Linked DNA regions of Homo sapiens: all the other regions are linked to region 3. A link is a contact called in ENCODE Hi-C or POLR2A ChIA-PET data. All regions are on one chromosome and are shown on one strand. Each heading gives the region's core, a stretch centred on a gene start or an enhancer-like site at or near the end of the contact. The rest is flanking DNA. Distances are from core to core; before and after follow the strand shown. Region 1 has its middle 20 kb from the start of LINC01526. Region 2 overlaps LINC02542 (long intergenic non-protein coding RNA 2542). Region 3 overlaps LINC02542 (long intergenic non-protein coding RNA 2542).

The links. A loop is a pair of places that touch in the nucleus more often than their neighbours do. ChIA-PET counts read pairs that join two places held with the same protein, here RNA polymerase II (POLR2A). Pooled maps may share reads with other maps.
Region 1: a map of heart right ventricle shows a loop between it and region 3 (6-fold over the local background). The contact joins two enhancer-like sites. A Hi-C loop is called at or near these places in 13 of 168 maps with a recorded cell type or tissue (Right ventricle myocardium inferior, Right ventricle myocardium superior, aorta and 6 more) and 13 of 50 pooled maps. POLR2A ChIA-PET finds 5 or more read pairs at or near these places in 2 of 52 experiments (A549 and AG04449).
Region 2: a map of heart left ventricle shows a loop between it and region 3 (2.6-fold over the local background). The contact joins two enhancer-like sites. A Hi-C loop is called at or near these places in 12 of 168 maps with a recorded cell type or tissue (Right ventricle myocardium inferior, aorta, ascending aorta and 6 more) and 13 of 50 pooled maps. POLR2A ChIA-PET finds 5 or more read pairs at or near these places in 3 of 52 experiments (A549, AG04449 and AG04450).

Annotation. Positions count from the first base shown.
Region 1 is chr6:81,832,968-81,835,667 of GRCh38, forward strand. No RefSeq gene overlaps it. Among named protein-coding and RNA genes, the nearest start is that of LINC01526, 20 kb to the left of the region's middle. Within about 2 kb of position 1,289, at least 7 of the 41 ENCODE cell types and tissues checked have a DNase peak (open chromatin) inside an H3K27ac peak, as active enhancers do; they include heart left ventricle and heart right ventricle, where a contact is called at or near this core.
Region 2 is chr6:81,858,764-81,861,463 of GRCh38, forward strand. All of the region lies in intron 3 of LINC02542 (long intergenic non-protein coding RNA 2542), which reads right to left. Among named protein-coding and RNA genes, the nearest start is that of LINC01526, 46 kb to the left of the region's middle. Within about 2 kb of position 1,313, at least 5 of the 41 ENCODE cell types and tissues checked have a DNase peak (open chromatin) inside an H3K27ac peak, as active enhancers do; they include heart left ventricle and heart right ventricle, where a contact is called at or near this core.
Region 3 is chr6:81,893,845-81,896,556 of GRCh38, forward strand. The region is part of intron 3 of LINC02542 (long intergenic non-protein coding RNA 2542); the gene reads right to left. Among named protein-coding and RNA genes, the nearest start is that of LINC01526, 81 kb to the left of the region's middle. Within about 2 kb of position 1,252, at least 13 of the 41 ENCODE cell types and tissues checked have a DNase peak (open chromatin) inside an H3K27ac peak, as active enhancers do; they include heart left ventricle and heart right ventricle, where a contact is called at or near this core.

The DNA of each region.
Region 1 (2,700 bases), core at 39-2,538, 61 kb before region 3:
ACCTTTAAAATATATCCTGTTTTTTAATATAAAGTCATTTTTATAGTATATCTGCCTTATGGGAAATCCCAAAGAATTGGATAATAAAAGATACAACTAAGATTTGTTGGATTTTATATTCACTACTTTTCGTAATGTACAGATGTAGGTACCTGGGTGAAATTCTACTTATATATATAGGATAAAAGTAGGATATATATATATGTGTGTGTGTGTGTGTGTGTGTATATATACTAAAAGTGTGTGTGTGTATATATATATATATATACACACACACACACACAGACACATATATATATCCTACTTTTATTCACAAAACATAATAGTAGCATTTTCCCCATGTGATTACAAATACTATGAGAATATCATCATAAACTGCTGAATAATGTTCCAACATATAAAAGTGCTACAACTTATTGAACTATTTCATTATTGATGAACTTTAGAGTTTTCAATTGTTTTGTATCATAACTAACAATCCATTAAACATTTTTGTGGATAAAAGGTTTTCGTGTGTTTCAGCTTGTTGTGTGGAATAGATGAATTTATAATGTGTTAAATCACATTTCCTTTTTGAAGATGAGTATCACCAACAGCCTTTCTATTTTTCTCCAGGTATATTACAGCCTTCTTTTTGCAATTATAATCATTGAATTTGGACTATGAATCAAAGAACCAGGTTCAATGCTGTATTTTTACCTGCATGCCTCTGACATTCCATAGATTTCTTGGATAATAATTACTCTCCCTTTAACAACACCATAAGTCCACTTAATCTATGAATTTGAACCTTGAACAAGAGATAACTGAAGAATTATGTAAGAAAGAAACAGAAGAAGTGATGTTCTCAAGCTCTGGAGATTTTCAGGCAGCTTTGAAAATCTTTTTTATCTTATGTTTTATTCCCATAAAACTTAAAATCCTACTGGGGCATTAAGGTAGTAGCGGAGGGGTAGTTTTTCAAGATGTTCTTGTACAGCTTCCTTCTAGAAATATCTAGAGTTCTCCAAACTACGTTTGAAAACTCACTAATTTAAGACTTGTAACTTTGCAGATGGACTTTCTTACCTGGGAGAACAAATTGTTCTTTTCTGCTTCAAGGAAATTTTAAAATGCTAAGTAAGGCTTGCTATCCTCAGAGGCAACATTGGCATCCTGAAACAATTTTGGCCATCTGATTCCTGAGGGTTTGGCCAACAGCTGTGCCCAAAATGGATAATTGTGCCTGGTTAAGTTTAGTCCTCTCTGACATCACACATCACAGAGGAAATCAGCCCCACACATTTTTCTTCAAGGAGAGAAGAGAATTCATACAGATGATTCAGAATCAAGGAATGAAAATGACAACAAGCATGCAAATGTCACACTGAAAACAAAAATCCCTCCTAGTTCATTGGCTAAAGAGACAGTAGAAACATCCTGGGTGGAACTGAGAGCTGTGACTCTTGTGCTCGGTGGCCTGGAGCCATTCACAGCACCATCGGGAAGTGAAGGCAGGGAGCAGTGCAAGGCCCGTTGTGTCTGTTTACCGAGTTCTGTAGGCCTTACCAACTATCATGTAGTAGTCTTTTTATGGAAACTAGATAAACAACATGCGTCACCATGGCTATTTCCCTTTATCAGAGAAGTGGAAGAAAGACTTCTACAAACTGTAGATATCATGGAAGTGTGTGGGCCTTTCCAAGCTATTATTGCACAAAATCAGAAAGAAATTGAAATGTTTTCTGCCAACGACTGATTATTTTTATCCAAGTCAGACAGAAAAATATTTCTAAACATATAGATGTTTACCAGCTGTTCCCAGAGGCATTCATGTGACTGCAACATCCTTTCTATCAGCCCTTTAGGTTTGGAGTTTTCCATGCCAAAGAGACTGAACATCTTCTGCATTTTAACCCCAGCTCAGAGACACTTCCAGGAATTCCAGTCCTCCAAGATTTCAATGTCTTTATTCCTGTTCTACACTTCAGTTTTGTGCTGAAAGCATCTAAAGGAAGAAGAATGAGGGAGGAGGAATTCTGCCTTTTTTTTTCAAAATTTGTATCACTCATTTTTTTTTCTTTTTTTTATTATACTTTAAGTTCTGGGGTACATGTGCAGAACGTACGGTTTTGTTACATAGGCATACACGTGCCATGGTGGTTTGCTGCACCCATCAACCCGTCACCTGCATTAGGTATTTCTCCTAATGTTATCCCTCCCATAGCCCCCCAGCCCCCAACAGACCCCTGTGTGTGATGGTCCCTGCCCTGTGTCCATGTGTTCTCATTGTTCAACTCCCACTTATCAGTGAGAACATGCGGTGTTTGGTTTTCTGTTCTTGTGATAGTTCGCTGAGAATGATGGTTTCCAGCTTCATCCATGTCCCTGCAAAGGACATGAACTCATCCTTTTTTATGACTGCATAGTATTCCATGGTATATATGTGCCACATTTTCTTTATCCAGTCTATTGCCCTCTCTTTAATCCACGGTCTTCTCACCTTTGTTTATCAACATTTGTTGACTGATGAGTTGATGTCTCAGTTTTACCTTCACCTTGCACTCACTGTGTTTCAGTGGATCCTTACCTTCTTTCTCTTCTCTTCTTTGTGACCTCAAGTTATTTATCAGGATCTTTCCTTGAGGGACTTGGGGTATGTAGCACATAATGTGGAAGCAGCGAGGGCCCATTTATCTGTTCAGTTACACTTATCTGACT
Region 2 (2,700 bases), core at 63-2,562, 35 kb before region 3:
CCTGTGGTCAGGTTTAAGCTACACCAAGTGGTCAGGGTATGTTTGCATGATTAACTTCTATGAGCTTCAGTTTCTTCAATTTTAATATATAAATAGTAATATGTAGAGGGCTTGGGGGGATTAAAGGAAATAATATGCATAAGGAGTCAAGCATCATATCTAGCACACAGCAATTTCACAATACGTGATTTTCATTCCTAGTTACTGTTATCATGTTTATCATCATGAATCCTGATGAAAGGCTGTCATTCTGGGACCATTAAATAGGTTTTAACTTTGCTTTGCCTCCACTACAATTCACAAAACTAAGGGCAGACATACTATCGCATTTTATTTATCCTGAAGGCAAAATACAATGCTCAGTAAATATTTATTGGATTCAACTGAATTTTTAATCAAGTGTTTTGGACAGCTCAAATCCATGTGATGAATCTCTGTGTTGAAGACAGAGTTAGGGTTACATTTGGAGATGGCACAAACCCCCGGCCTCTCCCAGCTGGGAGGCAACTGCCATTGGCATGCCATGCCACTGGTCTTAGGAACTGCCTCTCTATCTGAACTGTTAGAATTGCCACCTATAATGCTGGTGATTGTTCACAAACACTACGCACATATCTGTAGCAGCTTCAGCATTGTGCAGGTGCAGTAACACACACAGACTGCCCGAAAATATTTGTTAAGCTCTACAAAAGAGCAACCACTGACAAGAGATAATACTATAAACTGAGGAATTCTCTCACTCACTGTAGAAAATCTCATAGAAACAATTAGCATCAAAGTTTGAGACTTTGGGACCCTGGCTATAAAAGTATAATACTTTTTTTTCTGTTTCTCATACTTTGACCAACTTTCAGCAGAGAATGAAAAGTATGGAAGCTTTAAAACAATCTACAGAAATGTGATAACCTGCTGAATAGCCACAACTAGAAGGGGGAAGAAAAGAAGAAAAGAAAACTTCTACACATAATATTGGATGAAGTTCAATATGCCACACAGAAATCCATCAATAGATTCTGACAAACTAGTATTAAGCAAAGAAAATTCATGGTTCCTTTTCCCAGTAACTTGGTTCAGATAAAAAAAACCCTAGGACTAAGGTCACATATATAGCATGACAGTCAGTTGGGAACCAATCTATTTATCTTTGACCTGACATCTGACATTTAGTTTTCCCTTTGTATGCTGAAATAATTGCATGTATATCAAATGACTGCAAGAAGTGAAAACCAAAACAGGCCTTCATATCCTGCACAGGGAATATGCACCATTTGGCAAGACACCAGCCTCCCAGGCCACGCCAGCATTTGAGACCAATGATTATCAATGATGATGTCATCAGCAACAAGTGGCCAGGAATCACCCAATCCAGACAAGTCCATGTGATCTTCATGTTCTGCTTTCTTGTGCAAAGGCATTCATCTTTTACGTACCTGATCAAACACTGAGGTTCTAATAAAAGTAGCTTCTATGGAGTCTTCGGATCTTAGGGAAATATCTTCATCAGCCAAAATAAATACATTCATACAGTATTTTTTTAAGGTACACTATTCTTTGTCTAGTTTGCATTTTGCTTATTTTGTCAGGCACAAGAAAAATGCTTTCTGGCCAAAAAGGAGAAGTATTCAAAAAGAAAACATGGAAGAAAAAGAAACAGTTGCTAGAACATTTTATTCAGACCTCTTCCTGAAACTTTATCTGGCAAGCCATTTCAGAAAACATAACACATAATCTGCTAAAAATTTTAAAAGTGACTGGGAATTTTTATTATCAATCCCAGTGTTCTGACCAAAACTTTCTCTTCTAGCTCTAAGAGCCAAATCTGCATTGACATATGATTTTCTTCCCACAGCCTCTCTGGATTTCATGGTGGATAAAGTTATTCCAAGATTTTAGAAATTGGATGACTTCTTGGTTCATAATGATTTTGTGAGAAATTACATTACTCTGTGAAAAGAGAAGTGAACTCAGGTCTAATTTTTCCAGTGACTTTTTTCTGGCCCAAACAATTCTTTAAATTGTGTTGGCACCATAGAAACATTTGTTTATTACCTATATTGCTTAGTGTGGCAGAATGGAAGGGGAAACATGTTTGGCTTTGAAATTTGAAGTTAAACTGGGAATTAAGAATTGACTTCTAACCCTACCTCCTAGTAGCTGCATGAATGTTATATAACAATTCTGAAATGTAGTTTTTATTCCTTTCTTTCTCTCCTTCCTACCTCTCTCCCTCCTTCCCTCCCTTCTTTCCTTCTCTTTATCTCATGTTTCTCATCTATTTATCTGATTATTTGATTATTCAATAATCAAAGGATTGTTGGGAGGATTAGGCATATGAAAAGCAGACATTGCCTGGAATGTAATAACTCCTCCATAAGCATTAGATTCTGTGGATTTCACTGGTTTTCCATGTGAGCAATCCCTATTTTATTAATGTGCCAAACATCTAAGTGGGCATCCATCAGAATCACCTAGAAGGCTTGATAAATGCAGACCCCTGGGTCCCACACCCCAAAATTCTGATTCAGTAGGTCTGTGGGTAGGCCTGAGAACTTATACCTCTAACAAATACCCAGATCACGTTGATGCTGCTGGTCCAACAACACACTTTGAGTGTCACTGATCATCTTAACAGACAGAAAACAAATTTCATCACTTGGGCCAACTCCAATTATTGGTGTGCTCTGTTGGGAAAGATTCTGA
Region 3 (2,712 bases), core at 2-2,501:
TCATAGAGCAGGAAGGCCTTAGGAAAGCTCTCATCTCTTCACAGCATATTAAGTGATACCTAAGATATAAGTAAGCTGTATGTTTGTGGCTGTGAAGTTTTGAAGACTATTGTATTCAGCATAATGGAAAGAACTTTCTATAATTTCTTAGAAAAACAAAGGCAAGGAAACAATTCCTGAACAAACTAACAAAAAGAAACAAGTTTACTGTGTGAAGTCTCAGATAAGAATGAATCTCCATCAGTGGATTCTGGGTGAATTTAAACTTCCAAGTTTCCAACATACAGGAATAAAATATTTAGAAGACAGAAAAAGTTATAACTGTAAAATGGAGTAGTGATAAGTACCTCACAAACATGAAAGAATTATAATCTCTATTTTCTGTCTTTTTAAAGAAAGTGTGCATATGCCTCTATCTTGTATAATTAAAATCTCTATTTTCTGTCTTTTTAAAGAAAGTGTGCATATGCCTCTACCTTGTATAATTAATGTAATGATATGAAAAGCTACCACTTCTAACTTCTCGTAGTTGACAAGATGAGGAGGCATCCAGAGGGCTGGAAAAAGCTCATGGTTACCTCACAGATTCTGGGAACAGAGCTCTCTAATCTGTATGACTTCACACACATTGGACTTGAGTCTGAAGAGAAGCCCAAGATAATTTCACAAGAGATGAAATTTCGAATTTTTTTCAGAAGGGAAAGTAAAACATCATCCATGTCTGGCAAGAATGCTGAGGCAGATACAGCATGTGTTTATGAACACGGGAATGATGACTTACGCATGTTTGGAGAAAGAAGAAGTATATTTATTTTTCTTTGCAATCATCTCTATGTATTTTTGAGGTACAGGAACACACATTTGAGAGCCCTGACACAGAAGGGCAGAAAAAAAAGGAAAAAAAGAAAAGAAAAAAGAAAGACAAGACAAGACATCAAAAGGAAAGCAAAACTATACCATGTTGTCCTTGGAGGTGTAAGATGAGAGAATCTGAATGTGAAGAGACCAGTGGACTGAGTTACCCACTGGGAGACATGGGCTTTGCACTCTGTCTGGTTTAGTCATTCTAACTAGTACTGAGGCAGACAGAACTGGAGAGGAAAGACGGCAGGCCTTATATTCATAAACCCACTCTGGGAAGACAGCTGCAAAGGCTGCTGGTTCATCAGAGGACACAGTAAGAGCAGGTTTGGCAGAAGTGGCATTTGTGCTGCTGACAGTTCTGCTGTGCTCTGTGCTTTGCAAGGCTCCGAGGGACGCAGGACAAAAGGGCATTGATGATCTCTTGGCATAGTGTGAATGACAGAAAGTTGCGTGTGGGGCCAACAGGCGGATAGAATGAATGGCATCATTTAGAGCCAGAAGTCAAGCAGAAGGGATAGGGCGGGAACATTTTCATTTCTGTGTTCCATCCACACAGTCCCTAGAATTGTTCCCAACACACTTGGGAACTCGGTCAATATTAATTAGGAAGAAGGCAGAAACATACTTAGAAGCATGAAGTATCATTGAAAAAGACTGAATGTAGGCAGCAAGAGATGGAAAAAAACTTGACAAGGTATACTTACTTTGAAAGTTGGGGTCAAATCCTTAAGCTTTCAACTCATTTGCAAAGCAGAAGCTGAGATTCTTGAATAAATTCTCTGTTTTAAAACCTTAAACAGACAGGATTGAGTCAGTGGCTTCAGCAAGTAACATATTTTCTTTGCTTGTTTGTTTTCTAAAGGAAGAAAAGATAAGGTCCCGAACTTCAGACATTGCTGAAATTCTGTTATTAGTGAATCAGGGGCTTGAAAGGCAAGAAGCTCATTAGTGGCTTCTGTGGAGAAGTCTGGGGCACTCCATGCTAGAAGGAAATGGAAAAGCTGCCAGTTAACAGCAGGAACATCTAAATCATCACACTTAGGAGGAGAACTGGAAAAACAAGACAGTATTTTACCCTCCACAGAAAAATAATAGGGAAAGAAAGCCTTCATTGAGTATATATACGAAATGTCTTAAGTCAGGCTGCTAAATAAACAGCTGCTGTTGATGAAGGCAAGAAGATAAACAGGCATTCTTAATGGCCAGAAGGTTAGAGAGCATCAGCTGTGGGGTAGAGGGCACTTGCCATTCCTGATCACCAAGTCAAACATACCTCAGGCAATACTGACTCAGAAACCAGCATCTGGTTGCCCCTCATTCTGTGGCAAATACTAGGTTCAGTCTATTACAATATCTCATAGCTTGGTGGCCTGGGTCATATCAACCAACCAACTAATATTTTTAAACATTGACCATATGCAAAATACTATGCTCATCACTGCCGGGAGTGTCACGGGGGGGGTGGGGTGGGCGTGGGGCGGGAAGGGGATCACTGATTCATCTTTCCTTTTTTTTTTTTTTTGAGATGGAGTCTCACTCTCTCACTCAGGCTGGAGTGCACTGGCATGATCTCAGCCTCACTGCAACCTCTGCCTCCTGGGTTCAAGCAATTCTCTGCCTCAGCCTCCCAAGTAGCTGGGATTACAGGAGCCTGCCACCACACGAGGCTAATTTTTGTATTTTTAGTAGAGACAGGGTTTCACCACCTTGGCCAGACTGGTCTTGAACTCCAAACCTCATGATCCACCTGCCTCAGCCTCCCAAAGTGCTGGGACCACAGGCGTGAGCCACTGCGCCTGGCCGCATCCTTCCTTTTAAAGCATGTCCCATGTACTTGCAGAAACAGGA